Linked DNA regions of Mus musculus: region 1 is linked to region 2. Evidence: chromatin loops called from intact Hi-C (ENCODE). Cell type or tissue: heart. All regions are shown on one strand. Links, peaks and the distances in the headings refer to the core of each region. The heading gives the core; the rest is flanking DNA.

Region 1 (2,802 bases), core at 180-2,679, 88 kb before region 2:
TTGATGTAACCAGATCTAAGAGTGTCTCTTGTAGGGGCCAGAGAAAAGGCCGGACGTCTCCGGATTTCCCTCTGTCTCTGGGAGAGTTCTGAAATTCATTTTCTCTTCCTATTTTTTTTTATTTTTTTACTCATTTTATTTTATTTTATTATTTTAAGCCCTTTTTTTTTTTTTTTTTTTTTTTTTTTGCCTGATGCAGTTTTTGACTGTGGACAAATGCCTGTTTTCTTTTTCACTCCCATTTTTCACTGTCAACCCCGAGCTGATATCAGCGCTTGGGCCAATGCTGACTCAGTCTAGCCTGTATCCTTTTGCACCTACAGCAACAATTTCGAAAAGATGTTTAAAGCCAGCGCTAGCATGAATACGAAGTGTTGCTCACTGTGCTGGATACATCTTCTTCTTAATCTTCCTGTAGAGCTCTGAATTCTTAGTGTTCTCTCGGTTGATCCACTCGTATTTAGGTCCCTGTTCAGGTGCCATCTGTAGCCGCCTGAGGCCACATGAACTGGCTTCCTGAGTGGGAGGCCGGAGCTGTAAAGGAGGGAAAAGCAAGAGAAGTAAAGAGACCAAGACAAATTTTCTGATCATGGCCCGATGTTTACTAGCAGTCTGTGCTTATATAGGGGGAGGTCCATCTCCTGCCACCCCAGGCTTCTTGATGCTTTGTTGCCAAATTGTTAGCACGAGTCGGTCAGAGCTGTTAGCATTAGGTCATCAATTCCACAGGTTGTCAGCTCTCTCAGGAATATCTCAAAAAGACAGTTCAGCCTCTCAGCTGTAGAGGAGTCTTGGAGAAGAGCAGCTGCAGGTGGCAAAACAATAGAACCATCTAGGTCAGAAGGCTCCACCCCAGGTGGTCTCATTCACAGTGGCAGCAAGGTCTGAATCAGCCTGCTCAAGGCTGGGGGAGGCTACAGTCTGTAATATGTAATAGCTAGTGTGGAGTCAGGTGCCTTCAGAACCTGCTTAGAGATGATTTGGGTGCAGGTTGCTCATTAGCAAGCTTTCTTGATGTTAGCACTGTGAACAGGAAGAAAGGAAGCAGGACTGGACTTGAGAAAAGTTTAGCTCTGAAATAGTTCCAACAAGGTGGATGTTTAGGGGCCTCTCGGAGGTGCCTCCAGATGGAGCCATGGGCTGGGCCTTTAGCCTTCTGTGCCAATGGATGGATCTGCTATCCATGGGCTTGAACAGGAATGCTTATGGGCAGTCTTCTTCCAGAGTCTTTCCTACCACTCAAGAGAGTGCATTCTTTGCTTATGAAAGGGGCATTAGGGTAGATCACAGCTCCCACCACCAAACTTCCTTGTTTTTCTTTTTCCTTTGTCTGAGGCTTTTTTTCTCCCTTTACCTACTCATTCAGGAATTATTCTGTATTCTCATTCACACTCAACCTTTGCCACTCCAGTATGTGACTAAACACAGAATTATGACTGTCTCCTTCCTTCTCTCCTTCTGGTCAGGCAGCTAAAAAGCTTCATGATACCTATTTCCCAGCCTTTAATAGTCATGTGTTCCTCTGATAATACCTCCTGGGTGAATTCTCATAGCAGTAGGTACATCTGACAGACACTGCACTGGAGTCTGGATTGGCTCAGGCTCTAGTTTGCAAGTCCTGGATCAAGTCCCATTCCCTCTCTAAAACTGAGGAAGGCTAAGTAAGAAATCTCTGTCACCCTTTCTACACCAACATTTAAGAACCTTTAGATTTGAGGGGTTTCCACAAGAGAAATTAGAAAAAGGGGGCACCAGGTTCCTTCTACCTTTGCTTCCTGTCTCACCCAAACAGAGTGCCTTAGAACCTCCTTTCTTACTCACATGCAAGATACCGGGTTAGTTATGGTATAATCTGAGGTGTTGGGTGACACTAGGATCTAGGGCACTGGAAGGCAGTCAGGTCTGCAAGTTCTGTTGAGCTGCTCTGGGTGTGCCTGCAGGCTGAAAGCGTGAGGTTAAGCTGGGGAGAACAGACTGGATTTGTACTGCTTTGAGAATGCTCTGGGAGCCTTCCTATTGTGCTGGATTCATTCTGTAATCCTTGGTTCCTTTTTCCTTTGCAGTGCTGGAGACAGAACCAGGGCCTTAGGCATGCTAGACAGGAGCTCTGCCACTAAGTGACACCCCCTCTCTCCTGTTTCCTTGATGGTAAAGTGTTCAGAGGGCAGTGGGAGCTTGTCTGTGTGAACCTGCCCAGGAGCATAGCGATCACCATCGGTGACCACCTCTCCATGACTCCCCAAAGCATCTGAATCCAAAAGGCCTGTTTGCCTTGAGGTCCTGAAGAGCTGAGACAGTGGTTGCTGTTGTTTCCCAGGCCCATGCCAGGCCTTCGGTAAATAATCATGAGATGAAGTCATCAAAGGCATCAGTGTCATAGTGTATCCGAGAAGGTTGCAGTTACTAGAAGTTGGAGGGTAGAAATGAAAGAGTAGGCGGATCCTGGATCCCACACAGACTCTGTCCCTGCTGTGTATGTTCATTTCATGTCAAAAACTGAGGAAGGGGTCAGCTGGAGACTACTGCTTGTGAAAATAACTCCCACCCAACCTCCCACAACACAAACACACACCAAGCAACGCTTCCTCCAGACTCTTAGTGGGGCCCTACTTACACAGCAAAAGAACAAAGAAGTGATTTCAGCATCTTGAAATTGGAATAGCAATTGCCAAACAGGATCAGCAGAATCGTTACATTCCAGAAAATTCGGGACCTCAGAGGGTTCTCTGTACTCTTGACAATGGTGGCAGATTGCTGACAGCCCACACTGAGTTGCTCTAATAAGAGTGTGCTCCTGGGCCT
Region 2 (2,802 bases), core at 33-2,532:
AAGAATACAAGTGAACTTGATAATATAGTGTACTCATCCCACTATATCCAAAATACTATCAATGCCAACATAAAACCAATGTGAAACAGAAATTATAACATTTCTTATAAATTCTGGGAATGTAGTGTGTATTTTATTCACAGAACACACTTCATTTCAGTGCTCAGGAGCTAAAAGCAGCCAGTTGCTTCAGTACTAGACAGTGCACATGTAGACTGAACAATTGGAATGCAGGCAATCCTCTCTCCAGAGTAGGCATGCAGCCAGTATTTTTGAAAAGTGTATAAGAAAGATAAAGGGACTCTGCAAACCTTGAAGCAAAGTTTTCTATGTTCTACCGTTTTCTTTCTTTCTTTCTTTCTTTCTTTCTTTCTTTCTTTCTTTCTTTCTTTCTTTCTTTTGATTTTTTGAAACAGGGTTTCTCTGTGTAGCTTTGGCTGTCCTAGAATTCACTTTGTAGACCAGGCTGGTCTCGAACTCAGAAATCCACCTGCCTCTGCATCCCAAGTGCTGGGATTAAAGGCATGTGCCACCACACCTGGCTACCGTTTTCTTTAAAGTGTAGCTTTGGGGGGGTGGGGGTGGGGGGGACCGCACATCAGGAGACATGCCATTCCAGCATATCAAACCAGTGAGTGTAGGGCTTCCCGACTCCTAGGAAGCCTGAATCATCCGGGATGTTGACTCATCAGCCTGAGGTGAGTGAAAAATAGTGAACCAATTTTGCCTTCCAAGGCATCTATTTCAACGTTCCTTCCCCCTTCTCCCTTTCTGGTGACTCATTCTCCGTGCACTTTTAGAGTCCAGCAGAATGCAAGGCCGAAAGCATTCTAAACAGTGAGCCCAGAGCTCCGGGTAATCTAGCACAGCTGTTTTGCCTACCTCATTCCAGGCCTGCAGTCTAGAAAGGGAGGGAACTTGAAAGTGTCAAATAAATGTTTTGTTTTTCTTTCTCCTTTTGAGGTGGTGGTAGTTATGCGTTGGGACCATGTCTGAAAATAAGTCTTTTATCTAAAAAAATCCGTAAGACCTAATTCAGTCTTGTTAGTACCTTTCTCCACTTTTTTTTTTTTTTTTCCCTTTTCGGGGAGGAAACTTTCCACTCCTAGGTCCCCAGGATAACGCCCTTCCACAGGCTTCTTGGAAAACTCTCCAAATCCTGGGACCGCAGCCCGCCCCCTTTTGGTAGACTAAAATCCCGCTGTAGGCAAGGCCAAGTCCCCGCCCCATTCCCCAACTACACTAGGTGGGGGTGGATCCCAGCTCCAAACCCCGCCCTCCGAACGCCACCAAGGAAGTATGGCAGGCTCCGCCTGCACCCTATTTCTATTGGACAACCCCGTGATCCATCTTCTCTATCCCGCAGCCTATTGGCTCTCTGTCCCCCGCGCCAGCCAGCCCTCCCCTGCCGGGAAGGTGAGTCACGCCAAACTGGGCGGAGAGTCTGCCCTCCTCTCTCAGTTGCTCATCTGGGCGGCGGCGGCTGCTGCAACTGAGGACAGGGCGGGTGGCGCATCTCGAGCGCGGAGGCAGGAGGAGAAGTCTTATTGTTCCTGGAGCTGTCGCCTTTGCGGGTTCCTCGGCTTGGTTCGGCCAGCCCGGCCTCTGCCAGTCCTGCCCAACCCCCACAACCGCCCGCGGCTCTGAGGAGAAGTGGCCCGCGGCGGCAGTAGCTGCAGCATCATCGCCGACCATGGAAGACATAGACCAGTCGTCGCTGGTCTCCTCGTCCGCGGATAGCCCGCCCCGGCCCCCGCCCGCTTTCAAGTACCAGTTCGTGACGGAGCCCGAGGACGAGGAGGACGAGGAAGACGAGGAGGAGGAGGAGGACGACGAGGACCTGGAGGAATTGGAGGTGCTGGAGAGGAAGCCCGCAGCCGGGCTGTCCGCGGCTCCGGTGCCCCCCGCCGCCGCACCGCTGCTGGACTTCAGCAGCGACTCGGTGCCCCCCGCGCCCCGCGGGCCGCTGCCGGCCGCGCCCCCCACCGCCCCTGAGAGGCAGCCGTCCTGGGAACGCAGCCCCGCGGCGTCCGCGCCATCCCTGCCGCCCGCTGCCGCAGTCCTGCCCTCCAAGCTCCCGGAGGACGACGAGCCTCCAGCGCGGCCTCCGGCGCCAGCCGGCGCGAGCCCCCTAGCGGAGCCCGCCGCGCCCCCTTCCACGCCGGCCGCGCCCAAGCGCAGGGGCTCGGGCTCAGTGGGTGAGTGCTGCTGCGCGTTACGCCCCTCCCTCTTTTGTGTCTTGGCCCGGGGGAGGAGGGGACGGGCAGGGCTGCTCGGGACCCTAGGGCTTTGTCTACGAGTGGCAGGGTGATGGCGCCCCCGCTGGCGGGAGGCGGGCAGAAGGGTGGGGCGGCCTCGGAAGCCTGGGTGCCTTCATTGTTTGTCGGGGTTTCGGGGAGCACGTGCACCGCTGCCAAGTCGCTGGTTCCCATTCCAGCACGAAGTTCTCGCCTATCAGCAGCTAGGAGTGTGTTGAAGAACTAGGATGGTGGATTCCTTGGGCTGGGCTGGGCTGGGCTGGGCTGGGCTGGGCTGGGCTGGGCTTGGAGGTGGGAATGGGAAGGCTGTGGTGCCCTAATCCCTTTATTTAAAGGATGGGCGTTTGTCGACCACTCTACAGTTTTTTTATTTTTTAGGGCCTGCCTTCCTTCCTGCCGGGCGTCGGGGGATCCCCTTGCACTAATCCCCTGTTTCTTTCTCCCTTTATTGGTGGGGAACTGGCCGAGCTGCTAACGTCTATACAGTAACCCAACTGCGGTGAAGGGGGAGCGAGCGCCTCCAGTGGCGTGGTTCCAGGAGAAA

What was found. Hi-C counts contacts between places; a loop is a spot of excess contacts. Peaks named below come from ENCODE experiments on the same cell type or tissue, not always from the same donor. Only the 100,000 strongest peaks of a DNase experiment are listed, where the experiment ranks them.
Region 1: it touches region 2 in a loop (2.2-fold over the local background); 1 of 42 quality-filtered maps calls a loop at or near these places.

What each region holds. Positions count from the first base shown.
Region 1 is chr11:29,602,964-29,605,765 of GRCm38, forward strand. No RefSeq gene overlaps it. Among named protein-coding and RNA genes, the nearest start is that of Gm12092, 41 kb to the right of the region's middle. In heart, for the core only: a CTCF peak has its summit at 1,122 (motif pointing right); no DNase peak of the experiment used is centred there.
Region 2 is chr11:29,691,496-29,694,297 of GRCm38, forward strand. Rtn4 (reticulon 4) reads left to right here and starts at 1,403. Exons shown (of 9, transcript NM_194054.3): 1 at 1,403-2,198. The coding sequence starts at 1,694. In heart, for the core only: CTCF peaks have their summits at 1,187 (motif pointing left) and 2,254; DNase peaks (open chromatin) are centred at 736, 1,326 and 2,316; H3K4me3 peaks cover 2,016 bases; H3K27ac peaks cover 1,403 bases.